Linked DNA regions of Homo sapiens: regions 1 and 2 are each linked to region 3. A link is a loop called in an ENCODE intact Hi-C map of the cell type or tissue named here. Cell type or tissue: MCF 10A. All regions are shown on one strand. Links, peaks and the distances in the headings refer to the core of each region. The heading gives the core; the rest is flanking DNA.

Region 1 (11,090 bases), core at 1,112-9,111, 150 kb after region 3:
GCAACCTCCACCTCCCTGGTTCAAGCAATTCTCCTGCCTCAGCCTCCCAAGGTACGCACCAGCATGCCCAGCTAATTTTTGTATTTTTAGTAGACACAGGGTTTTGCCATGTTGGCCAGGCTGGTCTCAAACTCCTGACCTCAAGTGATCCACCTGCCTTGGCCTCCCAAACTACAGGGATTACAGGTCTCACTATACTTTAAGGGAAATATTGCATATAGAGGAAGCACAAATGTTAGAAGGTATTAATCTTCGTAGAACCTTTCCCCCACCCTAACACCTCTAATTCTTTTTGGTGGCTTCTAGGAAAAGTGCTTTAGTTAATATTTCACTAATCTTTCATTATACTCTTATAATCTTCCTTTGGGAAGGGTTCTTTTACTCATGACCTCTCAAAGGTAAAGCAGGGATCTTGTCATTTTGAATGCTGGATTGATGCTATCAAGAGTTTTTCGGCTGATAAAGTCTTACAGAAGAGATTACCACAGGCAAAGTCTCAGGCAAGAGGGTGAGGAATGGATGATAGGAGTTGAATTGGAGGATACTGCTGCAGTTGAGAGGAGCAGGATTGAGTATGTAGATCAGAGGGGAAATAAAAGGAATGAAGAAAGACGACACAGTACTGAGAAATATTATGAAGACAGGGGAATGGTTAATATAATATTTCTTCTATTCCAAAAGTTGGCAGATTTTTTTTTTTTTGGTATGTGCTAGCTTGTAAATATTTTTAGTTTTGTAGGCCAGTTTCAGTCACAACTATTTAACTCAGCCATAAAGATCCATAAACAATAACAAATAAATGGGTGTGGCTGTGTCTGATAAATATTTACTTACCAAAGAAAGGTGATTGCTGATTTGGCCTGCAGGCTATCTAATCACTTGTTTATAAAATTTGCACTACATTCGTTGATATATGGTATGCCTGATGCCAAACCCAATTCTTATGTTTATTAAAATTTAGAATGAACTAGTATTCTGAAGATTAGTAACTCCCTTTTTAAGCTTTGTGATTTTTTTCATATTTGTCCATTGTTACTTTAATAATATTTTAAATGTTCAAATATGCATATATGAAAGTAAGTTTGTTTAGTACATAGAGTTAAGCTTAACACACTTCTTCCCCATAAAAGAGGGATTTCCATAATTAACTCTAGGAACCATAAACCCTGAAAACAACACTGCAATTCTGTGTGAATGGAGAGCCTGACACTGTACTAAACACTCTAGGAGATTTTTCCAAGTATTCGGGCTGTTTCTGCTCTTGAAGGAACTATCAATCACTGCAAACACTAATAACAGTAGATGCCAGTCAAGGCCAAGTGTGGGGCTGCCTGGCTGGTGAGTGGCACAGATACTGACTGAGGAAGTTGTGGGAAGCAGGAGAGAACAAGTGGCTGCTGGCTCCTTTGTGTCAGTTGGGAGAGTCCTTTGGTTGCAGGAAACAGAGACTCACACAGGTTAATTCAGGGAGTGAAAGTTTATTAGAAGAAGATTGGGATCACTCCCATTTGCCTGAGCCTCATGAAAACCCAGAGGAGCCCTGCCCCCACCTTAGGGGAGAATTACAGACACAGTCCAGTGAAGAATCAAGTACCTGGTGTTAGTCTCTTGATCACCCCACTTACCTTAGGGTCGCACCATAAATGCACATCAGTGGCTTCCTGTGTTTCTACTGCTTCTCTGATTTTTTCAAAATTTTTATTTTAAGTTCAGGGGTACGTGAGGTTTGTTACATAAGTAAACTTGTGTCATGGGGGTTTGTTATACAGATTATTTCATCACCCAGGTATGAAGCCCAGTACTCAATAGTTATTTTGTCTGCTGCTCTCCCTTTTCCCACCCTCCACCCTCCAGTAGACCCCAATGTCTGTTGTTTCCTTCTTTGTGTTCATGAGTTCTTATCATTTAGCTCCCACTTATAAGTGAGAACATGCAGTATTTGGTTTTCTGTTCCTGCATTAGTTTGCTAGGGATAATGGCCTCCAGCTCTATCCATGTTCTCTCAAAAGACATGATCTTGTTCTTTTTTATGGCTGTGTAGTATTCCATGGTTTATATGTACCACATTTTCTTTATCTGGTCTGTCACTGATGGGCATATAGGTTGATTCCATGTCTGTGCTATTGTGAATAGTACTTCACTGAACATTTGTGTGCAAGTGTCTTTATGGTAGAGTGATTTGTATTCCTCTGAGTATATACCCATTAATGGGATTGCTCGTTCGGATGATGGCAATCCCACTTTCTGTATCTTGCACTGAAGTTCTCAAGAGAGTTGACGTTATTGGTCAAATCAGTGCAGTGCAGTGAGGGAGATGGGTGGTCTCTTCCAAAGAGTCATACTGTTACTTAGCCTTTTTTCCATCTTGTGCCTTCTCATTACTTAGTGCCTTGTAGTCCTCCCTATCCTGCTTGCAAATGAAGACTCAGGCAGCAGTCTGTCACAAGGGATACTGGGAAATGTAATCTACTAGTGTGTGCAGGAGGAAAGGAAAATGGATTCAGTGAACAACTAGTCAGTCTAAAAATACAGTAAAGTAGGCCTATAGATTATTGTCTGTTTGCACAAGTGAACTTGAACTTGCTTTTATTTATCTGTCAAGGAGCCTTATGTCTGTGAAATCACTAGGATAAGTGAAATAGTTTTCCTGGGCTCATTCCCAAAAAGGAAAACATTGTGGCTAATCAGACACAGAGAATCCACAATGGTGGTAGGCTTCTCCTCACTATTAAATGTGAGATGGCACCAATTTATAGGCTCCATGGACTTTTTCACTACAAAAGAGAAGGAAGCTTTTTCAAACCTCTGTTTTAAGAGGGAAAGCAAAGAGAAGGAAGCTTTTTCAAACCTCTGTTTTAAGAGAGAAAGCAGTAACATATTGAAAGAAATGCACAGTTTTCATTTGTGTCATCTCAACAGCTGGTACTACCCTGAAATTTCAAGGATCCCTTCCCATTGTCAGTCCATGTAACCTCATCCTTAGATCAGAAAACACAGCCACAAAGACATGAGTTCAGAATAAGTGTCTTACAAGTCATACAAGAGAAGGAATATTCTATATGATTGAGTCAAGCATATGGAGACACTGGTCCCAGCCCTGCTAATATCCAATGTGGTTACCTTGGATATGTTACTAAATGTCTGCATTTTTGCTAAAAAATTGAATAATGTGTTTGTTCAAAATACATACAGTACCCAAATTACAATGGTTCAATGCATGATATTTTGACTTTAGGATGGGTTTATCAGGGTATTAAATGTATTTTCAATGTAGAATATTTTCAACTTACGATGGGTGTATTAGGATGTGTCTCATTGTAAGTTGAGGAGCATCTATACATAGGTGTAAGGAAACCTAAAGACTGACTGTTGTGTTTTCTCAGTGGTGGTTCTTGGCAATAGTAGTAGGAGAGGTACTCTTGTTCCTTTTTTGTTACCATTGTTAACTCCAAAATGTGCCAGGCCTTCACAGTGGAAGGGGCTAGTGAGACTGGATGCCAGAGGAAGCACCTGTGGAACAGACACCTGCATAGCCCTACCCTGGGCAACAAGACTTTAAATACCTCCTCCAACTACAAGGTTCTAAGGATCTGCATTGATGTTTCATAGGCATGAGTTCTTAAAATTCTGTCCTGAATATGAAACTCAGGATTGGGAAATGAAGCAAGAAAATGAAAGGATTTGCTTTATGAAGACTCTATATCCTGGGCAAAGTGGTGGTGGGTTGAGTTGGTCTTCAACCTGCCCTTCATTGAAGGGCTGCCTGGACCCTCTCCTAAGGTGCTCATTCTGGATACCCAGTTGGTGACAACTCTTCTTGGTCCAGCACCTTCTCTAAGTTGACACTTCTTTTTCTTGCTCCCCCTAGCCACTCCCCTGACGTGTCTCTTAAAGCTACATTTAGGTATCTGTGCCGTCCAAGGACAAGCTTTAAGGAATGAGCATACCTCATCTAGAGGAAGGAACTGGTAAGACTCCCTCCCCTGGCTCCAGCACTGTTCTGGACTGTAATAGTGCATTCTCACAAGGAGAATCCAGAAATAAAAGTCCATTTATGACTCTGTGACCTCAAGGAATGACTTTACTCAAGATCATTTGAGGCTCCAGGGCAAGGGGAATGGCGGCATGGCAGGCAAGGAGGGGCTGACAGCACGTTGTGCAGTCGAGTTCATGTAGCCACTTCCTGCACAGAAAGACTTCCACTCTGCAGTTGTAAAGAGCTGGCCTTGACAGGGAGTTGCTGGTTCCCCAGGAGTTAATTGATATAAGAAATAACATTACAAGGAATTAATTAGAAGCCCTTGAGTCTTGACAAGAGTTTGTTACAGGCTGATGTGCCTTTTTATTATGAAGCTGGGAAAGGGAATGAGGAGGAGAAGTACGGAGGATGTTAACCATGCAGATGTGAAAGAGATTTTGTAGACAGCCTGCAGAGAGGCCCCTGCATAATGATAGCTCACTCAGAGAAAATAAGAACATGAAACAGTTCCTGACAAGTCCCATAGCTTAACTGGAAGAAAGTGAACCTCTTTGCTTATGAAACATCCTGAAGCTAGCGTAAAAGTTAAAGAGCACTTTGCTCTGAAAGAGAAATAGAGGGATGGAATGGGGGAAGGGACATAGTCATTAGGGTAAGTAAAGTAAAACTGGCTTCCCCACAGGACATCAACACGGTAGAAACATCCGGAATTGTCTCTAAGTCTCACTCCTGGGAATTCACGCCACAGGGATAAATCAGATCAATTACTACCGGCCACCTAGTGGCAGAATGGGGAACAACATGCTGATCTGTCGGCTGGGAGGCTTAATATAGTCCGTATTCACAATAGAAGCTAATTGTTATAAAAATGTTAAGAGGGGGCGTAAAATATTTCAGAGCAGGGGAAGATTTTTAGCCTGAAGACAACATAATTTTTCACTTAAACAATTCATCCAGCTCAGGATTAGATGAAGTTGAGTATGAGGATAATTGAATATAGTAACCAATTCTACGTCTTCCATCCATGTGTGTATTTAAAGATTACAATTATTATGCTATTTTTAAGACGTCTGTTCTAGATAAAGTTCTTCCATGAGATACTACTTTTGATGTACTCTGAAGAGTGCTCTCATGCTGGGAGAATTTCAGTGCTGAAAATAGCTTTTGGCCTAGAGTTGAGACCTGGGTAACCACCCCCAGCTTAGCTATGCGAAACTTGGGTGATTGTCAGAAAGTCATTTACGTATCATGTGGGGATGTTTGTGTATGTGTGTGGGGAGTGTGTTTGTGATTGTATGTAGTGTGTGGGCATATGTATAAATATATTTGTTAAGTTGAAGCAAATACAATAGCCCCCCTCTTATCCACGGGGAATACGTTCCAAGCCCCGCAGTGGAGGTCTAATAGTACACTGTTTTTTTTCTATACACTATTTTTTTCTATACATACCTATGACAAAGTTTAATTTATAAATCGGGTACAGTAAAAGATGAACAACAATAACTAATAATAAAATAGAATAGTTATGGCCTGGCGTGGTGGCTCACATCTGTAATCCCAGCACTTTGGGAGGCTGAGGTGGGTGGATCACCTGAGGTCAGGAGTTCGAGACCAGCCTGGCCAACATGGTGAAACCCCGTCTTTACTAAAAATACAAAAATTAGCCAGGCGTGATGGCATGTGCCTGTAATTCCAGCTACTCGGGAGGCTGAGGCAGGAGAATCGTTTGAACCTGGGAGGCAGAAGTTGCAGTGAGCCGAGATCGCTCCATTGCACTCCAGCCTGGGCAACAAGAGCAAGACTCCATCTCAAAAAAAAAAACAAAAAACAAAACAAAACAAAACAAAGTCATAACAATATACTGTAATAAAAGCTGTGTGAATGTTTATTTCTGAAATTTTCCATTTCATGTCATTGAACCATGGTTGCCCACAGTTAGCTGAAACTCTGGAAAGTGAAAGCGTGCATAAGTGGGGACTACCATATGGGCATCCTACATACCTCTTAGGTGGTACTCAGAGAACCCAGCAATGAGTATTGAACACCCTCAGTGAGCTGAGTTCTGGTTCATCCCAATGGAAGGTATTAGAGAAGGATGAACAAAGTCCCTGTCCAATCTAAGTGGTGACTCTAAGACACACATGAAATAATGATCAACAACATAAGTCATCACTTGGCCTTGGCTTTAGGATATCTTAGAGAATACACAAAATAACTTGAACTCAACCCAGATTTGAGAACTTCTATGGTGTTAATGCTAGTACCCTGTGTTTCCCCTGCAACACTCAATCTTTAATGTTTCCACGGAAATTGCTTGCTATTCCTGCCTCCAGCCATCTCCACAGATATGTGCACCGTAGTCCCACTCCTTCTCACCAGATTACTTGCTCAAATTATCTCTCGAGTATAGCCCTGTGAAACCCACCCAATCTCTTTGGCTCCCATGGTACATTAACATATATTCGTACTCATTTTGTGTCCAAATCTTTGTTTCTCTTTCCTTCCCACACAGCATTAATAACCCCGGGAAAAAAATTCTCTCTGTTACATGATTCTGTTTTTTTTGCTCCTTCATCATTAATACCATAGTGTAATTTATAGGTATAGAGGCAAGAAGATCTCATATGGGAATGTAAGATCATTAAAATCTTCACTGTGGAGCCAAGGTTCAACCTGGGTTTTTAGGAAGAGACAGGATTTAACTGTTTGAGGGAGTTAACATATAATGTAAAACATGGATGTGTTGGGTACATTTTCTGAAGTAGCATCAGGGTATGTATATTCAGGAATTTGCCCTTTACTTTACATGTGAATATAGTTAGAACTCTGAGGCTGGGTGGCATTTTAGGAGCCAGACAGGTCCATGAATGCCCTTCCCACTGCCCTAAATTCCCTGAGTTCAATTGACAAGGTTGGAAAAATGGGGAAGTTAGCATGGAAGTCGGCTGCCAATTCAGGCAGGTGAAGGAGTTCTAATTCGGTCAGGACACCCACTTTGTCCTATTCAATCTGCCTTCACATTTAAAGGGCCAGTTGTAAAAGTATCCCATCTTCACAAATTCATATCTAACCAACTGGAAATTATTTTCACTGCAAATGTGATTGATTTTATGGAGTCCTTTTTTTTTTAATCAGGAGTACTTCTAATGCACTGCAGTATTTGTTTACTCAGTGACCAGGAAAATTGAGACATATAGGTTAAACAAAAACTTCATCAAACAATTTTGGAAGTTTCTTTGTAAATGGTAAGTAGAGTCAGTTGAGGGAGGAAGGAGGAGGAGCTACTAGATGGCACAGTGATTCTATTACTTTAAAGCATTTTAGGAACATTTCTGTTTTATAAATTAAGATTCATCTGGGGCCTAGATATATATATTCATTATGAGCTATACAGGTCCATGAACACCCTTCTTACATTCCTGTATATAAAATGCCATATATATCTATACATCTGTATCTCCATCTATCTATCAATGCATCTATTATATCTATCTATCTATCTATCTATCTATCTATCTATCTATCATCTTTGTTATATTTAGGCCTATACATAATTTCTATTTTATAAGATAAATTCATCTGTATAGGGCATTTAACTAACTCTAGGTTAATGATATTCTGAGATTATCTGATTATATGGCAGTTGGATCTAGAAGTCAGTCCCAAGCACTGAGCCTAAGGATAAGGTTAACTTTGCTGTAGATTAATGCCAGATATTCTTCAAGAATCAAAACTACTTTAGTATAATCTATTGATGATAGTTAAATATTTTGCTATTCAAGTCCTATTAGTTACCGACTCAAGACTCCTTTTTTTCCAAGAGAGGTTGTTGATTTAATAACTGTCAGCCAAAGAAGTTCATCAGCAGCTGAAATCCACAGCAAGTTAACTCATAATGAATCTTAAATTTTAGAAAGAATGTTTTAGCAATATTGAGTGACAAAAGAAAAACAGTTGAAAACAAAATCACCGTGAAACTTCCGTCAGCTCATTAGATTCTCTGAATTCCATAAAAGAGAGAAATAATACCAAGTACAACTGAGACTGGAGAAGATTTTATGGTGGAAATCTCTCAGATTCCTTTATTCCAGGAAAATAATTCTGAACTTGAGAATTGAGTGTTTTCTCTCATGGACATTGGATTGAAAGGCTATTGTATCCAAGGATGTTCACTGTGGCATAACTCTTGCTGTTTGCACAACCTGAAAATGATCCAAAGCTCAGAGTTATAATTAAGGACCTTGTTACACCATAAAAGATTTTCAAATTTTAATCTATGACAACCCACACAGCACTCAGGGCTTAAATACTTTATTGACCAGGCTGGCAGGCTGACTCCTCTGTTGGAGCTGGGAGAGTCCTGCTTCAATTTATCTCTCCCACACTACATATTTGTAGTCATAAATCTTTTGCTAGGCTCTTTGAGCATTAAAAATAGCCTGGCATTGCTGGCTTTCCTTGTGGTACTGTAAGAGCCAAATCAAAGGTGCCAGCCTCCTGTGATCTTTCCATTTTGCGCTGCAGCAGGAAACGTTTACATCTGTCCCAGCCCTCACTGTCTAAGTGTCAACTCAAACAATGGCATTTCCCACTCAGAGTTTGGCTCCATCTCCCCAGATGCCTCCCTTATCCAGATAGGGCAGCTGAACAGCAGTCTGGCCCGAGCTGTTCCTCTGCCAGCCTGGGTCTGTTCTCTCTTCTTGATGGTAACTCTGGGTGGTGTGTTTTCTTCATTCTGCAGGGATCCTGCTAGATGGAGCAGAATAGCTATGCTGCCACCAGGGTCCAGGCTATGGGTTTTCACTAGGACCACTGGAGGAGAGAGGCGGAGGGAGCAGCAAAGGGCCAGAAACAGTTTCTGGAGGTGCAAAACAGAAGTCATTTGAACACAGGCCCAAATGCAGATCAGAACTAGGTCAAGAGCTAGAGGGTGACTCCACAAGTATCGGTCAGGTTGTTTAGAGAAGAGACCAACATGTTCAGATAGAATGCTATTTTATGAATTTCCTTCTTCAGACATGAGCATGTTATTTGGTTTAAATTTTTATTTCAGTAGTGAGTAGTAAGAAACATTATGGGGGTCATCCCACAGACACTAAGGGGGAATTCCTGTGTCTTCCTTTTTCTTCTAAGCTGTTTTTCACATCTTTTGTAAAATCAGCTTTATTGGGATATAATTGTTATCTAATAAACTGCACATATTTAAAATAAACAATTTGATAAGCTTTTTATTTGATGGTTTCCACGAGATAATCATTTCCATCAAGATGATGAAAAGATCCATGACGCCCTAATATTTCCTTGGGCTATTTGCACCCCCTTCACATCCCACTCTCATCTCCAGGCAACGACTGATCTGTTTTCTGTTAGTATATATTAGTTTGTATTTTCTAGACTTTTATATAAATGGCATCAAACAATATGCACTCTTTTTGTTTTAGCTTCTTTCTGTCAACAGGATTATTTTGGGATTTATCTACATTGCATCGTGTATCGATGGTGATGGATGCTGAGCAGCATTCCATTGTGTGGATATACTACAGTTTGTTTATCCATTCACCTGGATAATGGACATTTGAGTTGTTTCCAGCTTGGAACTATAACAAATAAAGTTGCTAGGGGCATTTGTGTACAAGTTTTTGCATGCCTTCATTTCCCTTGGTTAAATATGTAGGAGTAGAATAGCTACTCTTGGGTAGGTACCTAGAATAGGTTTATATGAAAGAGTATGTTTGACTTTTTAAGGAACAACCAAACCCTTTTCCAAAGAGGCTGTACCATTTTATATTCCCACTGACTGAGAGTCCCAATTCCTCCACATCCTGGCTGGCTTTTGCTGCAGTTTCTACTAGGGGACATCAATGCAGCAGCCTGCAGGGCCATCTGCATCAAACGTGGCCTCATCTCTGGCCACACATCAAAGAGTCAAGGTTTTGGCTGGACGAAGAAGAAAAACACAGACCAAGGGATATTAATGACCTAACATGAAGAGAAACTATCTATTTTGTGAGCTTACAAATAACTAAAGAAGAACTTTTGCAGTATAGTGTTTGTCAGAACCGTGGTGTAATAAATTAATGTGGATCAAAATTTCTGGCCATTATTATAAAGGAAGAAAGGAAAGTACATATGCTTTGTCTTTCTTTTTACAGAATCCAGTACATGTTATTTGTAGATTGACTAACATGTGATGTTCAGAGATAGAAAAATCTACCTTAGACGATTCTTAACAAAGAGAAAAGTGGTTCTGACCATAGTCATTTAGCCCAAATGCCTAGAGCAGAATTCCCTTCTACCTTTTCTCAGAACACAAGTGCCCATAGGCTCACTACCTCCTGGGGAAGCCTGGTTCTAGTCAAGCGTTTTGTTCATGGAGCAGATTTTTATTTAAGGAATTCATAACTACTGGCCTGGGCACGTGAAGTAACTTAGACTCAGATGGTCCACATAACACTGCTCAAACAGAACAAGTCCACAGTATAAGGAAGCTAAGTCAGGCTTCAGACAATAGCACCTCTTTTGTTAGGTTAGTGCAAAAGTAATTGTGGGTTTTGCCATTAAAAGTAACGTCAAGAAACCACAATTATTTTTGCATCAACCGAATACTTCTCTCATTTCGTACATCTTAAAATCATATAACCAGGCAGTATCTTAGGGTCATTGGGATCTCGGCTCTGGGGCTTACTTATCCCAGATCTAACCATCCTCAGCATGGTGCTCAGAGAGAAATATTGTGAGTTTCTGTAGTCATTTCCATATCACACATCTCAACAGAGAAATACGAAAATCCACATGGAAAATCTAGCAGACCTACAAGCGAGAGCCAGGTGGGAGACTCTTCACCTGCCCCAAAAACTAGTTTATGTGCATGTGACAAAGCGGGCGTTTTTATTGTTCAGACACTAAAACAAACAGAAAATTATGAAGTGCACAAAAGGATTTTCCACGCTGCTGAACCTTGCAAAGTGTTCACAGTCGAGTTCCCCTTTTTGAATTCATTATCTCAAGGCAGCATTTGGTTTGGAAAGCCGGGGCAGCTGAGCTGAAAATGTGTATTGTTATTACTTGAAGTTTCTGAGAATAACCTGCACAGGCTGCAGTGTTCAGAACC
Region 2 (11,090 bases), core at 1,217-9,216, 410 kb after region 3:
ATATTAAGTATGTCTTATGTCTCTGTGGTGTTAAAAGATAATTTCTAATAAAAGGCAAATTTATGACTCATAGAATAAAAGTAAGTATGTGTTAAAAATCTTACTTAACTCATTAATGAGGAAACTGGTGAGGTATTACAACCAGTTCCAAGGCAAATGCAAAGAATAAACAAATTCAGATTTGCAAAATAGTTCCCAAGGAGTCAGAATCAGATATGGCGTAATTTTCCATTGAATTCCCAAATTTCCCCTAGAGTGTCTCTTTTTGACCAAAAATATTATCAAAGAAATATTGTTCTCAATCTGCAGCATGAACTGTGGTGGCTCCTGGTTCTACGTGATGTTTGGCACCAGGAATGACCCAGAAGTAGCCAAATGATGACCTGTTGGGGATACTGTAGAAAAAGTTTACTCATAGGATAGTTGGTTTGCCAGGATGACTTTAAAGATAGTTAATAACCTCAAAATTCTAAGATATTACCTCACCACTCAGGGAGCCAGCTCCTGAACCTGTATCACTACAGCTGGGTCCTTTTACAAATTCAAGTTCCTATTAATACAAACAACTGTCCTTCCCCAGCTTATGAGGGTTTCCTGTGTTTCTCACTGTGCCTTGAGAATCTACCTGCCCTTTGGATTCTAGTTCTCTCCTTATTTGTCTGACATTCACCAACTAAACTCTCTTCTGTCTCTTAAAGCGCTTTCGACTTGGAAAAAGAAACAACTGTAGAAGATAAGATTATGTGGGCTATTTTAGGTTGAATCTTTACCTCCCCCAACCACCAAAAAAAGAAAAGGAAGAAAGAGAGAAATATTGAAGTATTAACCCCCAGTACCTCATACTATGACCTCATTTGGAAATAGGGTCATTGGAGATGTAATTAAGATGAGGTCATACTGGAGTAGGTTGGGCCCTTAAAGCAGTATGGCTGGTGTCCTTATAAAAAGATGGCCATTCTGGCCAGGCACGGTTGGCTCACGCCTATAATCACAGCACTTTGGGAGGCTGAGGTGGGCAGATTACCTGAGGTCAGGAGTTCGAGACCAGCCTGGCCAACATGCTGAAACCCCATCTCTACTAAAAAATACAAAAATTAGCCGGGCATGGTGGCAGATGCCTGTAATCCCGGCTACTTGGGAGGCTGAGGCAGGGGAATAGCTTGAGCCCGGGAGACGGAGGTTTCAGTGAGCCGAGATTATGCCACTGCACTCCAGCCTGGGCGGCAGAGCAAGACTCTGTCTCAAAAAAAAAAAAAAAAAAAAAAAAAAAAGGTGGCCATTTGAAGACAGAGACACATAGGGAGAAGGCTGTGTGATAATGAAAATAGAGATTAGAGTGACACAGCTGCAAGTCAAGGAATACCAAACATTGCTGGGCAAACCACCAGAGGCACAGAAGAGGCAAGAAAGGACTCTCCTATAGGTTTCGGAGAGAACATAGTTCTGATGATAGCTTGATTGTGGACTTCTTCCCTCTAGAACTGTAAGACAATACATTTCTGTTGTTTTAAGCCACCTAGTGCGTGGTACTTTGTTACGACAGCCCCAGGAAACTAATGTAGGGATATAGACAAATTTCTCTTCTATGGGCTGGCTCTGTGCATTGTTCTAAATGTGAAGAGCCGGGTGTAATGTGTTATACACATATAATGCCTGGCAAATACAAGGCACTAATTAAGTATTAGTCTTCTTCACTGTCTTTTTTTTTTTTTTTTTTTATCTTAGAACCTGTAAATTATAAACCAAGTGACTGCATTACCACATAATGAGAGGAACGTGACTTGGAATTAAATCTGAGTTTAAATCCAAGCTCTGCCACTAGCTAGCTAGCTATATGACTTAGTATGACTTAGGACAGTTTTTTTTTTGTTTATTTGTTTTCTGGATAAAACCATTTTTCTGGTCAGGGTAAAGATGAAAAACAATGGCTGTGATCATGTGGTACAGGGTAAGCACCCGATACTTAGTAACTACTGTAATTTTATTCTTCTTGCATGATGATTCTTATTATATTAGTGCTTCATGACTTGCATTGCTGCTAGGGAGTTTGTAATTGTTATATTTGCTCAAACAATTGAATTTATAATCGTTGCATTCATAAGGAGAAAGATGACTGCTTTTAAAATTCTCTTTATATCCTGGACATTTTAAGACTTGAAAAATTAGTGCTTTCCACTTTTATTTTTGAACTGCTACTAAATTTAAAGGACTATTAATCCCCCATGTTTATGACTCACCAATTCATCATCAACACGATGCCTTTTAAAGCAATATGTGACTCAGGAGAAGCATGAACGAAGCGCCTGAAAGAATTTGAGGGTGGGGAGATGGTTGTGTTGAGGATGAAGGAGGAGCATTTGCATTTATTTTTCCTTTGAAGTAGAGCCCGAAAAGTTTTGCTGAAGAAAAGATATCTGAGCATGTGCTTGAGTTTGATTCATTAATTTTCAGTATATCTTAAACTTAGTTTTTCAAACTCTTTTTATTTTACTATCATATGAGCTCACAGCAGGAATGCCAAACCACAGTGCCATTGTGTGAGGCACAAGGGTGTTGAGGACAGTATGAAAATTCCCTTTTGAGTCTGATTTTCTGAAATACCAGAGGCCACAGTTCTGAGTGGCTAGTGCAAGGGAAAGAAATGTACCCATGCCTGGGTTAGAAAGGCAAGAAGCTAGTTCCTTCCTAGCTCCAGAATTCTCAAAGAGAATAGGCTTGAAGAAGTCTATATTCCTCCTTTCTTAAGACCTACACTAAACACTAAACTCTTTGACTATGCTCATGGGAATATCACGTAGAATTCCCTATTGCAGAAGATGAGTAGTCTTCTACATACTGTACTGCTGATGGTAAGCCGACTTCTCAGATAGCCCCCAAGATTTCTGTCCCCTGTTCTACACACCCTGCATAATGCCTTCCATTGGTGTTGGCAGGACTCATGAATATGATGGGATAGTCACTGACTTGTTTATGTTACATTATATTAAACTCCATCTTAACTGACAGAGAGAAACTCTCCTCCTGGCCTTAAAGGAGCCAACTGGTATGTGTGGAGAAGGTCACAGGGGAAGGAACAGTGGGAAGCCTCTAAATACTGAGCATGGGACTTGATGGACTGCCAGCAAGAAAGTGGGAAGCTTCGTCCTATAACTGCAAGGAACTGAATTCTGCCAACAACCAGTGAGCTTGGAAGGGGCCTCAGATGAGATCAGACCATGGCTGACACCTTAATTTCAGCCTCATGAAACCCTGTTCCCAAAGCCCACCTACTCTATGCTGAACTCCTAACCATGGAAACTGTGAGATAATAAACGTGGGTTGCTATAAGTCCCTATATTTCTATTTATTTGTTATGCAACAATAAAAAATGAATACAATTCCAATTTCCAGGAGCAGGGTATCAAGTCTCTTAGTTAATAAACAACAAACAAACAACAACCAAAAAAACCACTCTGTGCACAACCACACCCCAAGTTGTTTTTGTTCAAGTAACTCACAAAAGACTTCTCCGCCTCCCATTATCACAGACTTTCACAAAACCAGTGGGAGCCCCTTTATAGCTGGACATGGCCATGGCCTACATGACTTTCTAGATGAGCCTAGCTGAGCTATTACTGATTTCGTGGAGCAATTACTTTGTGTAATCACCTGTGACTGACTGAAAGCCTATTGTTTCACACTTCTTTTATGTGTCCTTATAATGATTTTCTTAAGGCCAATTGCAATCTCCTATGTATTTCCCTACCAAAGAATACCTTGATCTTGAATGTTCCTTTATTTCCATGCTGCCCCCACCTTTCTCCCAAATGTACATTCTAAAGGGCCCTTTCAGCATATTGCTTATTTAGAGTGAATACATGAAGATGCCTTTTATATGCTTAGGGGAAGAAGAAAAGATCATCCAGTAAAAATTTCATATTGTTTTTCCACCCAAGTGTATCTTGCTCAGATAAACGGGCATCACAAAGGCCACCCTGGCATTCCTGCCAGCATTTCAGCATTCCATGCCCCATCTCTCTCTTAAATTGGAAAACATTTTTACCGATTTCTTAATATGTTTGAATTCATGTTTTTCACAACATCCCTGATATATTTGGGGGTGCTGGATTTGAATATGTAACCCTTTTCTTGCTAAATAGTCGGGTTTTTATTAATTGGCTTCTGACTTATGGAGCTATATTTACAGCTCTGTGAGGTAGATAAATTCACAGCATAAAATAATATCCTCCCAATCATTCAAGGCAGTCAGTTTGCACTCACACATAACCCAGATGCACTTAAAATAAAGGTGTCTATCAAGCAGTAAGTAACGTGATTTCTCAATTGCCCTGTTCGTAGATTGAGACAAGTCTATGTGGGGCAATTTTTCAAGAGCGTTAGGAAGGGCTGTCTCCATAATATTTCCCTACTCTGTCCCTTTATTGATGGCCAATATTCCATATTTATGTAATGATTCCTCTGGCCCCTATAAAAATGGAAGTAAGCCGAGAAAGGAGTTACCTGGTATTTCTCAAACTGTTATATAAACCAAGCCACCATATTTTATAATTCTGAAGGCGTACAGCTCTCATGTTATTCTATGTGAATGGTGCCCCCTGGTGATGTGCTGTATCTATGCTGCAGTGAACTTAGTGGATGTATGCTCAAGATTCTGCTTTGTTTGTACATTATTCAAGTTTTTAAAAATGTTCATATTTTCATGGGAATGAGTTTATCAGTTCCTCTCTTGAAAGCATGTTTGATTAGAAAGAGTGCAGACTTGTTTGTGTGGTTGCTTTATAGTGTCATTGGCCTGAATTTTTTTTTTTTAAAGGAGCTATAGCTAATTAAAACAAAATTAGCATGGCCAGGTATGGTGGTTCATGCCTGTAATCCCAGCACTTTGGGAGGCTGAGGTGGAAGGATCATCTGAGGTCAGGAGTTCGAGACCAGCCTGGCCAACACAGCAAAACCCTGTCTGTTAAAAATACAAAAATCAGGCAGGCGTGGTGGTGAGTACATGTAATCCCAGCTACTGGGGAGACTGAGGCAGGAGAATTGCTTGAACCTGCGAGGCAGAGGCTGCAGTGAGCCGAGATCATGCCACTACACTCCAGCCTGGGTGACAACGTGAGACTCCATCTCAAAAGAATAAAAAATAAGATTAGCAAAATGTTGATATTGAAACTGCAAGATGGCTACATGGGGATTCACTATGCTTTTCTTTTTACTTTTGTGTATGTTTGAAACGTTCTACAAAAAAAAAAAAAAAGGTTAAAACATAAAAGGAATTCAGCTTTAGATTGTTAAAAGCACACAAATCCTTGCCATGTAAGTCTTAAATACTTATTATACAAAAAATCCAAATGCAAAAAATGTTTATGTAGTAGAAGAATGGAATATGATTAAACCTTTTCCAAAATAGAAGCGTGTGCTTACAAATCATAGCATTTAGCCATATTATGCAGCCCAGAAGAATAAATAAGTAGATACTTTTTAATATATAAAAAAGAAAGCGTGCAGAGATCAAAAAGACAGAAGCTATGTGAGAATGGGATCCGCAAAAATGCAGAATAAAAGTTTACTCTTTTTGTTTTGTTCTCAAAACTCTTCCTCCTGCTACTTCTTTTAACAGCTCCCTGCCATGATCCACCATCCATTTATTCATTCATTCATTTACCCATCCATCTATTATCCATCCATTCATTCATTCATCCATCCACCCATCCGCCTACCCATCTATCTGTCCATCCATTTCTTCATCCATATATTCATCGACCCAACAAACATCAGTTGAGTGCCTGTCATTTGCCAAGCATTAATGGATGATCCAGTACCCAATTTGAATTTCTTTACATAATACCTCAATGATCCAGAGAGAAAGAGGACATTGAAAAATTATCTGTCGTTCAGAGATTGGAGAGTAGTGTGCAGCGGAATACATTCAAACTTTTGAAGACAGCTTTTTGCAATTGTGCCTTATACTTCCTTTTCCCCACTTTCTCTCTCCCTCCCCCTCTTGCTGACAGAATGTACAAAGGGTCCTAGATTCAGTGTGTACTGGGTAGAGGTGCACAGAAAATTGCCTCAAGTTGTGCAATGTGGCAGCCCTATAGACTTCAGGAACTTTGTTTTGCAATATACATTTTTATTTGTTTCGTTTATTTTAATAAGCTATTTTTCATTAAAGCTTCAAGCTTATTATCTCTCCTCCAGAAGGCTCATTTTCTAACAAGGTTAGATGCAGTTTTTCTTCTTATTGATTGATTGATTTACAGGTAAGAGGAGTGAATGTCTATATACTTGGTCAGGTTCACTTTGATTCCTTATTTCTAAGATGAATTCAAATGTAATGAATCTCTTGAGCCAGACAGGAATTCTTGTTAAATATCACATCTCTCTATTTCACTTTAGTCTTCTACTTAATGGAAAACTGAATAGGTCCAAAGATTGCAATTTCTGCTTTATTTGGCATAATGCCGATACAAGGATCAATTACATCTTAATGATTATATCCCTTATACACTTGATTGCTTAGGCCAGTATATGACCCATTATGTGAAGCAGTCAGAATGCTTTCACCATCTCAGAAAGAGAATAACTTGAGCCTGCACAATCAAAAATATATCACCGTAACTCTTTTCTTCTGAAAGATAGAGCCATATTCTTTTGAACAGATAACTGAAATGAGAAAAGCTGACATTGTATTACTAACAAATCCCTTAGACATTTGCTTTAGAATTAAGTGTGACACATTGAAAGACATGGTTAGAGAACTGCTTTAGTTCTCTACCAGCTCAAGAACATAAACAATATGAACTGGGGTTAGAAACTCCTTAAAGAATCCATGGAAGAGAAATTCATTAAATAAGGTAAAATAACAAGGAAGCTGCCATATCATACCTTTAAAATTCTCTTATGAAGTTGTATCTTGGGTTCATCATGAAACAGTGCTCAGTGAAAGATTTGGGTGCAAAGGATTTATTATGAATGTGCGTTCAGGAGGAACCCCTAAGGGAGTGGGGGAAGCAAAATTGGATATGCGGGGAAAGCCAAGCAAAGGTTTGCTTTTACCTGAACTCAGATCTATCCCAAAAGGTGCTCTGGAGCATAACTTACAAGAGACCATCCATCCTTAAAGGGGTGCAGGTACTAAGTATATGGAAGGTGGGTGATGAACACACCATGCTTGGAAAGGAATCTACAGGGAGTTGCATGGGGTACCAGTACTGTTCAGTGCACTGAAATGCTGAACTCAAGATTGGAAAATTTTGTCAGAGGTTGGTTTCTGTAAAACTCTCCAAGTTTGTTATAACACACTCTATTCTGGGGTCCTTTGGAATAGTAGTAGAAAGGAAAACATGGCTGTGGAGTCAGAGAGGCCTAGGATTGAATCCTAACCCTGCTATATGCCAGCAAATAGAAAAACCTGGCCTAGAGTAAATAGCACCATCCCTAAATATATACACATTAAATCAGCAGTGCTCCTCCTCACACACATCTGCTTTCTATAAAATTTAATATTTGGAACTTTTTCACCATAAGTCATTTAAATCTTTGTTTTTGACTTTTCTCCTCCAGGAAGATTTTAATTTTCAAGCTTACTTCTCTGCAAAATAATGGGATTTAACCTAATTTCAAATGATTCCTGGCAACAGAGAAATACTTATGGTATGCTTATTTGTGGAAACAGAAAGTCCTTTTTCTTCCCAGAGTCCTCTCTGCAGATGCACCTGCCCACTCAGCCTGCCCACAATGCAGGCCCTCTTTTCACACACCCTTGAAAGAAAATTCTTCAAGGAAGTCTAAAGACAAAGACAAATTACAAGAAAGCACTGCTTTTATTTTCATTTTTTCCAAATTAAGCTCCTGACCTACAATTATTATTTTGTGTTCTTTCCTCTTCCTCAAAGCTGGTTTTACTTTCTCTACTGCATTCCCTGATCCTAAGGTATCTGGCAGTTAGTGGTCAGCAGGCTGTCAGGCAGCTCATCATTTGGTCAGGATCCAGGCTACCCTCTGCATCTCTCAGCCAAAACCCTCCATGTGTACCCTCGTGGTTTTTAAAAGAAGACAAATGGCCCTTCTGGGACCCAGGTAGCCAGATGGAAAAACATGGCCCTCCTTGGTCTTGGCTGGGGTGAGAACCTTCTTCCCGAGTCATTCATTAGCTCAAGCTTCTTTCAAATCAAGAGATTCCACCAATTGTGGCAGGGCATGGAGGCTTATGCCTGTAATCCCAGCACTTTGGGAGGCTGAGGCTGGAAGATAAGTTGAGCCCAGGAATTTGAGACCAGTGTAAGCAACATAACAAGACCTCCTTGTTTCTACAAAAATTTTTTTACAAATTTGCAAGGCATGGAGGCATGCAACTGTAGTCCCAGCTACTAAGGAGGCTGTGATAGGAGGATTGCTTGAGTCTGGGAGGTGGAGGCTGCACTCAGCCATGATGGTGCCACTGCACTCCAACCTATATGACAAAGCAAGACCTGTCTCAAAAAAAAAACCATAAATAAAAATAAAAGAAAGAAATTCTACCAATTGCAAAACGTTAGGCTTTAGAAATCTTTCAATCATAGGATATTATTGCTGGAGGGAGCTTTAGAGATCATTTTGTCCCACCTATTAATTTCAGAGAAGAATGGACTGAAGCTTACATAGCTTAGATGTTTTCCGCACAATCACACAGTAGACAATGCTAGCAACTACACTTCTATGACAACAATGGTTGCCAGACTTTTATTCATTTATTAGCATTATAGCCTCTGTTTTGAAAAAAATCTTGCTGTGAAATATACCAACTGGACCTAATTCGTATGAAGTGGGAGATGGGGAGCCCAAAATCAAATCTATACCCCTTTCTTCTTTTTGCAGCTCTGTGCCAAATTCCCTCTTGAAAAACAAACAAACTTTTAATGGCTCTTAGAGACCTAATTCAGTGCTTTAAGTTTCTGATGGGCCTTTATTATGGAGCTTGATTAATATTGTTTAGAAAGTCCTGCACCCGATCATGTGTTTCAAGCTTGGAATGTCCCGTAAAAAAGGGAAGCTCTGGCCAAACAGGTCAGTGTCAGTTTGGGTCCAGAGCCTGGAAAGAGGATCAGGGAAGCTGGAGAAAGAACCAGATAGTGGCTGAACAGAGCCCTGAGCTTCCAAGCCAAGTTTGGAGTCTAGGAAATAGTCTGCAAGGCCAAGTGGAAGGGGCTGAACTGAAAAGAGAATGCTGAGCCAAGGTTCAGGAGCTGGGTTAGAACTGGATGGAAGGAAAGTTAAGGGAATGGTATTCATTTTCCATTGCTATTTTTTGCAGAAATTACTACAGCTCAAATTACTATAAATTTGGTGGCCTAAAACAACATAAAATGTATTATCTCAAAGTTTGTATGGGTCAGAATTCTGAGCATGGTTTAGTTAGGTTGTCTGCCCAGGGCCTCACCAGGGTTAAATCAAGGTGTTAGCCAGTTTTTATTCCTTTGAGAAGTTCAGTGTTTTCTTCCAAGCTCCTGTGGTTGTTGGCAGAATTCAGTATCTTGAGATTATAGAATGGATATTTTCACTTTCTTGCCAGCCGTTAGCCAGGGGCTACTCTTTGTTCCCACCCGATGTTCCTTGCCACATGGTTCTCTCCACTGTAGAGCGAGTTTTTTAATTTATTAGGAGAGCATGACTTTAATGCTTGACCATCTTTTGAAAGGGCTCCATAGATAAGGCTGGGCTCTCCCAGGATCATCTCTTTTGCTTGACCAAAGTAAATTGATTAGTAACCTCAACATGGGAATGACAATCCCGTAGTATTCATGAATCCTTTCCATACTCTAGGGGAGGGGATTATACAGGGAATGTACACCAGAGTGCGGGAACCTTGGGGTGGTCTTAGAATTTTGTCTACAACATGAATGAAGCCAGAGAGAGCAAGGACAGTCTTTCTGGCTTCAAATACAGACTCTACCACATGGAACCTGAAGGGCCTTGGGTGGGGAACTCTCTCTAGGTCTCCTTTACGCCTTACCAGTAAAATGGAATTGTAATCATACTTAGCTCCGGGGATTGTGATGGAGATTCAATGGAGGTATACACAAAAGTTCTTCATCACTGCCTGACCTAGGGTCAATTCATAATGAATACCAGCTTTTTAAACACGTGGCCTGTGGCTCACCTTTCAAGAACCACCTGCACTCTGTTAGTTGTATTGGCTTAAGGGTTCCAGTCAGGAAAGATATTTTCCCTTTTAAGAAATACGAGGTCATGAAGCAGCTCAGAACTTCTTTATTGGGACGATGAACTGCAGGTGCTGGCGCTCCTAGATGTCCCACACATACACCCAGCAGAGCACTGGGTCCTTTCTCATGGCTTGCCTTGGTGGCATGCCTTACGGAGGCTAATGGCTAAGCAGAAGATTAAGCCTTAGCCCCAAGCTAAAAAGGGAGCATCATATGTTCACATTGGAGAATAAGAATGAATGAATGAATAAATGAATAAATAAATAAAGGGAACATCAGGGTTGGCTCAAATTTCCTGATGACATGAAGTTTGAATTGGCATCTGAAAGCAGGTAGAATTTGGATTGTCAAAGTCAGGAAGAAAGTGTTCTTGATAATTTACGTAAAGCTCCCACCCCAGGGCTCGGCTTATCTCTTGGTTTGCCTAAAGGCATTTCTCTTCTCACATCAGGGGAGCAAGTAACTTGGAGCGAGTAACTAACGTACATTGTGTCAAGATCTTATCTAATTTTAAAATAATTAAAACCTAATTAATTTACATATTCTTTAAGTCTGCCATTGGCCTCTTAACGTATGTGTGCCATTAGCGTAAATTGAGATCATGCATATCAACAATTGTCCACTTTTCTCAAAACTGAAAGCCTATGTCTTTCTTACATTGAAGGCTATGGTTTATATCAGCAGTGTGGTGGATGAAGGGGAACATGAATTAGGGGTGATATCTAAAGTTCCACAACAGTGGGCATATGTATACTTCCAATATGGAGAAAGACATTTCAAGTTGTTCCCAACGTCCAGTAAGCCTCATGTACATTTCCATTTTCTATATAACATGCAATAGCTCAACTTTGCAGATACCTTGTTAACTCACTTCCTTCCCCACAAATATAC
Region 3 (11,090 bases), core at 1,933-9,932:
GCTCCCCTATTCCATTTTATAGCAGGCTTTACATAAATTTCGAGGAGGATTGGGGTATAAAACTGTCAATTCCCAGCAGCTCATAAACTAATGAATTTAAATTTTAAATGGGGGATTTTAAAACATGGGGGGGCTGTTTTCGTTATCTGATGGTATGTATCTCCAACAATAAGTGGCAATCTATAAACGCTGGGGTGGCTCCCTTCAGAAACATGTGATAAGAAAAGTCTCTGTCTCTCTCTCCCTCCCTCCCTCCCTCCCTCCCTTTCTGTCTCTCACTTTGTTCTTTTCCTGTAAAATCTCAAACTCCAATGAACTTCAGCTTTGCAAAAGACATGATATAAGTTGCTTTAAAAAATTGATTTGGCCTGGAGAAACTTTATTTTCCCTCATAAAGCTCTTTCTTGCTTACCTTTATTGTTTAATTTCACTTTCTTTTTTTCTCTATTTTCCATCCAAGTTACTACTCCGCTAAGACAATCTCTCTCTCTCTCTCTCTTGCTCTCTTTCTCTATTTCTGTGTGTGTCTGTGTTTCTCTCTCTCTCTATCTCCTCTCTCATCTTTGAAAACCAACAACATAGCCAAGTATCCTGTATAGAAGCACTTTTATTAGCTGAGGAAATAATTAATACCAAATCCATATTTGAAGATTGATTATTCTAGATTTTGGGACACTAAAGGATTGCAGCTAGATGCAGGAGACAAAGTATATGAAATTTCTATTTAGCCTTAAGTCTGGTTTTCTTTGAGTGCTGGGTGATTATATTAATATTGTGGTGTTGGAGGACCTAAGTGTAGGAATTAAAGGGTGTCTCTCCAGAGGGTTCCAATATCTGGTTGCTCTGAACGTTTGGTGAAATTTCCATTTCAAACCAAATGGAAATGCTTTTTGAGTCATATTTTGTCATCTGATGCTATTTTTTCTAGTTCAATAACTTTAGAGAATTAATGGGATTTCTTTTTGTTTCAAATAGTTCACTATTTTTGGTGGTTTCGTTTATTTTGGTTTCTTGTTTTCCATTCTTTTAAAAAGTATTCTAAACAGACTGAGGAGGGTCAGTATTGGCTTCTCTGATTTGGTATCCCCAGTACCTAGCAGAATGGGAGCATAACTTATGGTATGTACCTCATAATGTTTTGTTGAATGAACAAATACATGAAACAGTACATTTCACCAAGGAATTTACAATCTAAGAAGAAAATTCAAAAGTTTTGCCAAAAAGATTTTTTGGCATCTATTTGCCTGAAGTCCAGTGCTTTTTACTTACAGGTTCTTGGGTAAACTCCAGGCAGGTGCATTTGGTCGGTGGGTGACTTCTGGATAAATGAGATGGTAATCTATTTGGATTAAGTTTGGGAGAGTTTTAAAATTCAAAATAAGTGGATGTATTTTATTAAAAACTATTTCTATCTCCAAACAGGAAGAAAAAATTGAGCATTAAAGTTATCTTTATTAGATGACCAGAATATGATGTCTCTGTGAGGGTCAAGTTGTTTTCTTTACTTCTTTATATGCTATAGCTTTAAATCACTTTTAAGCAATGGAGTTTCCACTGTGTCACCTGGGAGACAATTGGGTGTTGTAACCAGTATCTTAATTAGATCATTTACAGCACATTTGCATTACAGGGCTGTAATAGACTGTGCCCTGTGATTTCTTGCACTCAAAAGGTAACCTCCCATGCTCCATATTGAATTGTATTACAATTATTATTAGGTTGTCCCTATCTTATAAAAAAGCAGGGGTATAGCTTCTTGTTTCAGGAGGTGTTTTGATTTTTCCATCACTGAAAAAATATAAGGTTTTCAGTTACCTCCCTCCTTCTGTTCTCATGTGGGAAATACCCCTGGAACCTGGACATTCAAGACATGGTTTGCCTTGATTCTCTGGACTCCATTATCATGAATAGACTGGGGCTGTGAAGTCATTGGCAGAATGACATTCAAAGTTTCAATCTGTATCAAACTGTCTCATCTTGCAAATAGCCACTGGGAATTTTAAAACTAGTTTCCTCAGTACTAGTTTTGAAATTCCCAAGCCAGAATGGATCTAGACTGAAACATTTTGTTACGGGAACATTGTTTTAATCTACTAGGTTCTATTAACTGCTTCAGTAGGCTGCTTGGTTGCCACAGTAGCAAGCTGAGAAGAGATCTTCAAGACTCTGGGTCACAGAAGAGAGTTAGAACCATTAAAGTTTCTGTGTTTGCCTGCAGGGGTTAGGACCATGCAGAAGATGGGCATGGGTATTCTACGCATCTCCAGTCAAATTGAACATATTGGCTTAATGTCTAGGGAATAAGGCAATGTCAGAGAAACATGAAAGAAGGAAGCATTCCTGTATTCTCTTCATTTTCAATGAGGATGTTCTTGAAGAGTCATTTTTGAGAACTTTGTCAGAGTCACCAGCCTTGCTGGAATATTCTTACTTCAATATGTGTATAATTCCATGTGGTATTATTTGAGTAAGGAACCTTGCTATTTCTTACTTCCTATATTATACCAGGCTTCTTTACCAAAGTCTACACTGTATTTTTTCATTGTGGGTTAAAGGCAATACATTTATGAATTTTTAATATTCCTGTCAAGATCTTACAAGAAGAAATTACTTTGTGAGGTATGTAGGGATGCTAACAGTAGGTTGGGAAGTGGATCATAATCTCAAAATAGTAAATGCTAGCTCGGTGGCTTTCCCACAGAGAGGTAATGTATCTTGATGAGACAAGAGCATTTGTAGAGGAGGGTTTATTTGCAGCTCTTCACCCACTGCCTTCCTCTGCACCAACCCAATCTCCTGGGCTCCCCTGGAATCACGTTCTCTAAGTACCTCCTTAGGTAGACCTGCATTACCAAGGACAAGTTAAAAGTCTCTTTCTTTGCCCTTAATCTGTTGTTTGTAATGGGATTTAGGAGCAACTCAGAAAGGAGTGACAGGAACTATTGAGAAGTTGACACAGGGAAATAGAAATGAAATCACAGAACAAGAAAGCAGGAAGGCACTCTAGTAATCATCTGGTAGAAATACCACCCAGTGCTGGAACTGTTTCTGTGACATTTCTGATAGATGTCCTCTGTTGGACATTTTCATTGACTCAGAGCACACACAATGCTTCTTACAGGCACTGCATTCTTTTGTTGTGGAGTTCTAATTTTTAACAAAGTCCTTTTTATTTTTATCTTTAATTGACTCCAAATCTCTCTTTTAGGATGTCCAACCCATTGCCCTTGGCTCATTATATATGACAGTACTCTTCTAAGTCCGGGAACACACAATCAGCTCGTATTGAATTTGTCAAAGAAAACTTCGGGAATTATAATAAGTAGTTATTATATTGCTTACTGACTTGATTAATGAAAGCAAATTTCTGGAGAAATCATGCTTTCTACACACCTCCAGGATGGTATAAGACAATCTTGCATGAATACATTAATTAACTACTTAGGGAATTTTCTAACTGATTATGGTTTATTTTACTTACTCTCTGGTTGGCAGTTCCTGAGGCACTTATGTAAATAAGCAAAGGAAATGGTCAGGGGAATTACTTATATTTTGCCTCCGCCTGTGATGTTCTGTGATGTTTTAGGTACAGGAATGAAGATGAAAAAAAATTGTGAAGGCTAGTTTGGCTCCCAAGACATAGCACTGAACTATGACGAACAAAAGGAACATTACAAGGTGGAGTTTTGATAAAAGTGGGATTCCTAGAAGAAGCAGATAGTAGTATGTGACTGTTGTGAAAAACGTTTGAGGGGTAAGTTGAGGTAAAATTGATAGAAGACCTTAAATGGTAGAAGAGGAACTCAGATATCTTTTTATGAGCATGGAAAACACATTCTAGATGTGTCAGTGAGAATAGGCCAAGTTAAGGTGAACCAAAATCTTTCAAATTTCAAAGTTTTGATGCAGCAGATGCCTTCTTAATTCATTTTCCATGACCAATATTGGTTGGTAAGGGCTCTGCTCATCACAGTTGCTCAGTGTAGTCTTATGTCCTCAACTCATGTTCCTGCAATCAGTGGGAGAAGGAAATATGGCCCATAATGCACTTGTCCCCCAGAGCTTCCTCCAGAAAGTGTCAAACATTTCCTCTGTTCACATTGTGTTAGCCAAAGCAGGTCACATTGCCATGCCGAAGTTAAAAGGGCACAAGGACATCAAATCTTAACCATGGTGCAAAAAGAGAACACAAACATTTCCGAATAGTTCTAGTAACTTTCACTTCAGAGCACAAGAGATAAATTATGGGGAAAAAAATAAGGCCAATGGTGGTGCACAGTTATGTATGCACACCTGTATTCCTGAGGCATGTATAATGGTTGAATTCTAAAGGCTGAGTGATTTTGAAAAGGCATAGTTTGTTTAAAATTTTAGAGGGATTTACTAAAGCCATTATTTCATCCTATTTTCTGCATGTTGTCTGTCTCTGGATCTTTTTTTCAAGTTCTCTGGCTTCCCCTATATTGATGAGTTATGTTGGAGTGATATGGAGAAGGGGCTTTAATGACCACTTTTAAGGTTCCCTCTTTGTGTCAGTTGTGCTCAATATTTGTATTAATGACTTGTATTAAGTAGAGAAAAGAGAGAAGGGTGAGGGGAGGTCTGATGCTGACTAAATCTATGTAACGCAAAAGACTGGCTCAGAGAGTTAATACAGCACAAAATTCAAATTGATCTTGATGGGACATGTATGCCTACGGTTAAACTTAGCAAGAAAGTATAGCTCTGTATTTAGATGTTTTGTAAATCACCTATATGTGCAGATATTTGGGAATATCTGACTTGAAATCAGTGATTCTAAATCCTCCTCAGAGCCATCATGTTGTTACAAGTAATAGAAGACAATAAGGTGATTTGGCAATCTAAAAAAACAATACTTTCTTGATTAATGAATTTGACCCAAATGTTGCAGATTCTGGCATTAGTGGGTACTCAAAAACATGTATCAAACAAATGAATAAATGAATTAAAACAAGGACAAGTATTTCCTAGGTTTCCAAACGTAACACACTCATGTTTAAGGGCAGTTAAAGTTCCTTCCTTCTATAGGAGGAACTCAGTTTTGTTCTAAATAACCAAAGGCCACACAGACAACATATTTCTATTTGTGCTGATTTAAAGTGTTGAAAAAAGTGAAATGCACCAAGATAACAAGCAAACTAATGAGATGGTAAACTGGGGTCATTATAAGACCCAATTAATTTGATCCAGAAATTCTTGGTCAGAGACTTGATTGTTTGGACACCTCCTTGTGATATGTGGAATCAAAATTTGGGAAGCAGCAACACAGTGGGCAAAAGGGCTCTGACTTAGGAATCATGGAATTGGGCCTAGGCTTTATCATTTACTCACCTTAGGACCCCGGGCAAGGCATCTACTCCCTGTAACTGAAGTTACTAAATTAGCCCTAGCTAACTTAGGTTATTAAGTTTATCTATAGGCAAAGGCTTGAAATGTGTAGATTGGGGTGAAGCCTGCCCTGCCAACCTCACAGAGCAGTGGTGGGAGCTAAGTGAGATAATGTACAGGAAAGCACTGGGTAAATTGCAAAGCCTTTTACAAAGATAGGAAGCATTATGAAGACATTTTCCAAATGGCCTCAAGAAACTGATTTGGTTGTGCAACATAAACATACCACTGGGAGGCCGCAGTTACCAGAGTCTCTATCAGAGACTTTTCAAAATAAATGCAGTGACTCAAATGTGTTTCCAGATGATGCTTTGAGGATTACTAACAGAGCAGCTATTACAAAGCAGTCAGACCCACCGGCTCATGCATGCCCTAATCCTATTATAAGACAGACCAGATACCACTTATTTTGCTATGTCAACCTTCCTTTGACTGATAGTAACAATTGTTAGGCCTGTTATAAAAGGCAGGCTGAACAGTGGGAAGGCATTTCACAGTGAGTCAGCAATTATAGCCTTGCAAATTCTAATTGTCTACACCTTCAGGGTGTAGACAGTTGTGTCACTTTCTATGTATATCCTGAAATGAGTGAAATAAAACTGAAAACCTAAGTGATATAGGAATACACAGGTACAGAACATCACTGGACAACTCCCATCAAGTTGAATATTATATACTGAGAAAACAGGTAGGAAGGTGATGTGTGCAATATATGTCTGTTTCCATTAAGAAACTGAGGTCCAAGCTAGTTACAAGGAAACGGGTCAAACCAGAAAGTGTAACAGCTTAATCCATAAGCAGGTATGCAGGTCTGTGTAAATACGGGATGGATTTTTCTTGTGAAGTGGGTCTGAGGATTTTTATGTTTCCCTCTATTTCAAAGTAGCCTTCTGGGTATAGGGAAGTTCTCTAGCCTGTGTGGGCTGCTCTCTGGAGTGAGCAGGTTTGGCAACCCTGAGGAAAATGAAAGTTCTCTAAGGTAGCACTTCTCAAATATTAATGTGCATATACATCACCTGGGCATCTTATTAAAATGCAGATTTTATTCAGTACGTCTGGGCTGGGGCCTGATATCTGCATTTGTAACAAGCTCCAAGGTGATGCCCATATGGCTGGTTTACAGCCCCCTCTTGGAGTAGCAAGGGAGCTGTCATAATTCCAGTTCTAGCACAGAGGTGTAAGGCAGACTTGGTTTATTCCTCTCTCTCTCTCTCTTTTTCTCTCCCTAGTCTCACTTTATCACTCTATCTTTGATACAACTGAAAATAGTCCTGAAGTCTTAACAAGAAGGAATATGAATGGGCTGAATCACGTATTAATCACTTCAGCCCTTGCCGACCACCCAGTTCTCAGGGGCAAGGAACTACCAGTTCTGAGACCCTTCTTGTTCATGGAAAGGTGACTGTGCTATTCCAGCAGCACAAGAAACATTGAACCTCAGAAAGTGCCCCTAAGTTCAGAAAAACTCACTATTTAAGATGTAATCATCCTAATATCACTGTTTTGGAGGAGAAATAAAATTCCTGGTTAAGCTAGAGTTGATAAGTATAACCAATAATAATAATACTTGTTGTTTATTCAGGGCTCATTCTCTGCTATGTGTTTTACTGAAATCATCTTATTAAACCCATATATGATTCCTACAAGGCAGACACCATGTAGTTATCTACATTTTATGAGTGAGACGTCTGAGCCTGGAATTAAAGCCCAGCCTCCGAACCTCACTGCTACCCTTCCTGTTGACATGACCAGGCCACCTTTTAGCCTAAGGCTGTCTTGTCCCTTATTGGTTATTTGCATGACTAAATACTATGGGTTTAGCATATGTTTGTGGAATTAGTGGGAGTAGACATATTTATTCAACAAGTCTATAATGTATCTTTAAATATAAGCTATTATATTGGGAATAAATATAATATACTTTCTGTTGTTTGTTTCTTCTTTAAAAAAATATTTGCCTCAAATAGGTACTGTGGTTATTATTTTGGTTTTGTTTTAAATCAAGAAGGATTATATGCACATAGATGCTCAATTGGTATTTGTTCACTTATGGGAGAAAAAGAAAGAAAGAAGGATTGAAAGGTGAAGTTGTTCAGCAAAGCAAGAGTTGTCACTTGGGACACTTTATCTTTAGAAGAAGAAGAACACTCAACATGTTTGAAAGACCCTGAGACTTTGGCTTAAATCGCTGTTAACTGAGACCTACAGCTCTTCTGTTAGTGTTTCTTTCCTGTCAGACAGAGGTTTCTGTGCATATGACGTTCCTACTCCTGCTTGGAAATTTATAATAGACAACAGCAAATTGGAGAGTGTGATCAGTGGAGGGGAAAATAAACCCATTTCACTGTGTTTAGCTCAGTGTTTCCCATCCTGATTACACCAGACAAACATTCATGCGTGGAAGACCTATTATCCTCTCCAGGAGGCCCATGAAAAGTTCTTTGGCGTGTACCACTTTAGAGGAACTACTTCCCCCTCCTTAGCTGGTTTTTCTGAACCTAATTTTCCTGGTGGGGGCTTCCTGTAAATTCTGGATCTCACAGTGTGTGCCAGTTTTTAAAATGGAATCTTCTAGAATTGTGGGAGCAAAAGTGGGAAGGTTGTTGGAAAATGTAGAGCTAGACGCTAAAGACAATCTATATTCTCACTTTCATTGAGGGCTTCTCTGGAAGCCAAAGAAAGGAGTCCCTAATAAAGCAAAGACATAAGTCAAAGGAAAACCAGGGTCTTAGAATCTCGGTTTCTTCTTTAGTGCCCTCCCCTTACAACCTGCGCTCCCTTTTGCATTTTGGGGGTTCTCTGGCCTGTATGCTAAACTTGACCTTGAAAGCTCTCTCTTCCTTCCAACCAATTACGCTCATAGATACTTTTTTTTTTATTTTAACGGTTTCACTTCTTTCACCATAGTGAAATAAAAGAAACAACAAAATGCAAAAAAAATTAGTAAAATTAGATTAAGAAATTTATCTAGCGGTGAGCTTGACCTGTAGTTTCTGACTCAGTTTTGCAGTGAAAGCATCATTTGGCCTCACCCACTGCCTTCACTATGAGTATTGTCAGCAACTTACCACCCCATTCTGCTTTCTCATCAGACCTTGCTTTAGGGAAGATCCAAGGGACTCTTTTCCCAGTGTCCTCATCTTGCCAGCCAGCAGCTACAAACTTTACCAAATGAACAAAGAAATTATTTTGTGTCAAGTGAGAAATGTGGCTCTCTAGGGCCCTCCAAGCTGGAGGACTTTCATTTCCCCAGCTCTCCCCAGTTCTCTGCCTTTGCCAAGAATGATGCCTTCAGGTGTTTTCTGTCACCCAGTCAGGGTGTTAAAATGTTGGGTCTCTATAAAACATTGTTGATCTGCCAGGATGTGGGATGTTCATTCAGGGTGTCCTCAAGAGAGGTCTGTCAAATTATAACTTAGAAGTTAAAGTATAGAGATGGTGGTGACCATAGTAGAGAAAGAAAGGAAGTTTCACTCTCTCTCTCTCTGTGTGTGTGTGTGTGTGTGTGTGTGTGTGTGTGTGTGTGTGTTTGTGTGTATGCATGTGTGTGTCTGTGTGTGCATGCCTACATGTGAGTTTTGCTTGTGGAACACACAGTCTGTGTGCTTGTATGTATGTGTTTGCATATGCTCAATGAGTGCTTGTGCAGGCCCCTGTGGTCAAGAAGACATGACTGAACTAAATAACTAAAGAATAGACAGACAGTCTGCTTCCTGCTACTACAAGCACCATCAAAGGAATACAGTACAGTGAACACAGGGCTGTCCTGGACTGAAAAGTCTGGGAAACACTCCCTTTGGGTGCCTCTGGTAAGAATTTGAAAGTTAGCTGTTGTTCATTTCTTCTTAGCTTCAGAGCATGAGGACGCTTGTGAAATACGTAGCAAGTGGCTCATGGGGCTCTTTCCAAATTGAGTTAGGATGTGTGTTCAGTTCTTGAACCTCATCTTATGCAGTGTGCACTTGTGTGTGAATATGAGCTCAAAATTTCCATAAAAGAAGTTTATATTAGAAAAGGTGGAAGCCTTTTCAGGGATATGCAAAGATGGAATTGACAACACCATGAGGCTGAAAATAGTCATGTCTAGGTTGGATGATTCCCTGCATGAGTATAGTAGAGGTAATCCAAACATCACATAATGAATTGAGCCTGTAAGTCCTTTTCCAAAGCTAAGATTCTAGTTTTTATATGTAGCTCTATCTTTAAGATGCTCTTTCTCATTTTTTTTACATTGGATTTTCTGGAGAAGATGAAGAGAATGTCAGTAATGGTCACGAGAAGAATTATCAGCAGAGAATGTTTTAAAATTGAAAGTACTATATTGCTTTGTTTAAAATGTTTGGTCTATTTCATGTCTTCACAGAGATTTGGAATTGTATTAACATATGAGTGTCAGAGAGGTATAGTCTCATCTAAATTTCAGCATTAGACTCCAAGTAGTTTTAAAGTTTGATTAAACATGCTTATAATAATTAGATTCAAAGCTTTTGGAATTCCAGCAGTTTTTTGAAGGATTCAGCATCTAATGAAGTAAAATAAATTGCAGGGCTCTTGGTCAGTGAATAAGCACTTTTGCAGCTAAGAGCTACAATTTATCAATAGGACTCATTACTATTCGACTTGTTTTCTAGCCTTCTTTGAAGGTTTAAGGGCCATTGTCCACTCACACATCAGGTTTAGTCACAGGCTGTTATGAAAAGACATAATTAGTTTTCCAAGGTCTGCAGGACCAGATTCAGTTTTGGAAAATGAGCTGATATGATGGTTTGTGCCCTGTCTTATCAGTCAAAAATGCTAAGATGTGTAGGACAGAGAAAGGTTGTAAAAACGATTAGAGAATTCTGATGATAGCTGTGGGGATTTGGGCTAGAGCCAGCAGGATACTCTCCGCCTGCAGTCTGGTATAAATCAGGACAAAACTGAACACCTAGGCTAGAGTTAGGACAGAGTCCCGGGGACCAAGTCAGACTGAAGGGGTATTATGCCAATGACATCAGAAGGAAATGCCAGAAGAGCAAGGTGAGCCTCCCTAGCCTCATTTCAGCTGTGAGGTGATGGGATACCAGGAACATTAGAAAAAATGGAGCACGAAATAGTTTCAGGTTTGAGCTTCAAGACAATATTGGACCTATGAAGCCAAATCAATCAGTTGATTTCAAGAAGAAGGACTGGACAAGACAGGAGCATTTCCTAATCAATTTATGCAAAACCTCTGTGAAACAGGATCCTCTGGCCATCCAAACTGTTGTTTTAAGTTAAATTTTTGTTTTAATTTTGATGCTCTTAGACATACCCCATGTTTGTTACCTTTGTTTTCTCTTTTTATTAGCCAAAAAGCTTTCTTGTGCTCAGGAAATGTATCTTATTTACTTTTGTGTCTCTAGCAATCACGACAAATGATCATTATTAATAGATGTGTGTGTAAATTATGGCTCACCTTGCATTTGAACTGCCTCCACGTTTGCTGGGATTCCCTTTTAGTGGAGTTCCTCTAAGCCTTTCTCTCTTGGGTTTCTCCTCTGGAGACAATTAGACAGTGGCCTCCTAGAACAAGGCAGTTCAGCCGTTGTAACTCTGCACAGGTGCAAATAAGTAGTTGTATAGCAAATATTTGTCACAAGAATAAACTTGCATTCCTCATCAGTAGGAGTCAAAGAGATAGCTCCCTTTGTAGTGAATAG

What was found. Peaks named below come from ENCODE experiments on the same cell type or tissue, not always from the same donor. Only the 100,000 strongest peaks of a DNase experiment are listed, where the experiment ranks them.
Region 1: a loop joins it to region 3, with 9 times the contacts of the local background. A loop is called at or near these places in 22 of 110 quality-filtered maps.
Region 2: a loop joins it to region 3, with 6 times the contacts of the local background. A loop is called at or near these places in 38 of 110 quality-filtered maps.

The regions. Positions count from the first base shown.
Region 1 is chr2:80,234,124-80,245,213 of GRCh38, forward strand. All of the region lies in intron 7 of CTNNA2 (catenin alpha 2), which reads left to right. Among named protein-coding and RNA genes, the nearest start is that of LRRTM1, 65 kb to the right of the region's middle. In MCF 10A, for the core only: a CTCF peak has its summit at 4,751 (motif pointing left); a DNase peak (open chromatin) is centred at 4,738.
Region 2 is chr2:80,494,697-80,505,786 of GRCh38, forward strand. All of the region lies in intron 9 of CTNNA2 (catenin alpha 2), which reads left to right. Among named protein-coding and RNA genes, the nearest start is that of LRRTM1, 200 kb to the left of the region's middle. In MCF 10A, for the core only: a CTCF peak has its summit at 4,589 (motif pointing left); DNase peaks (open chromatin) are centred at 2,275 and 4,585.
Region 3 is chr2:80,081,252-80,092,341 of GRCh38, forward strand. The region is part of intron 7 of CTNNA2 (catenin alpha 2); the gene reads left to right. Among named protein-coding and RNA genes, the nearest start is that of LRRTM1, 220 kb to the right of the region's middle. In MCF 10A, for the core only: no CTCF peak of the experiment used is centred there; a DNase peak (open chromatin) is centred at 5,670.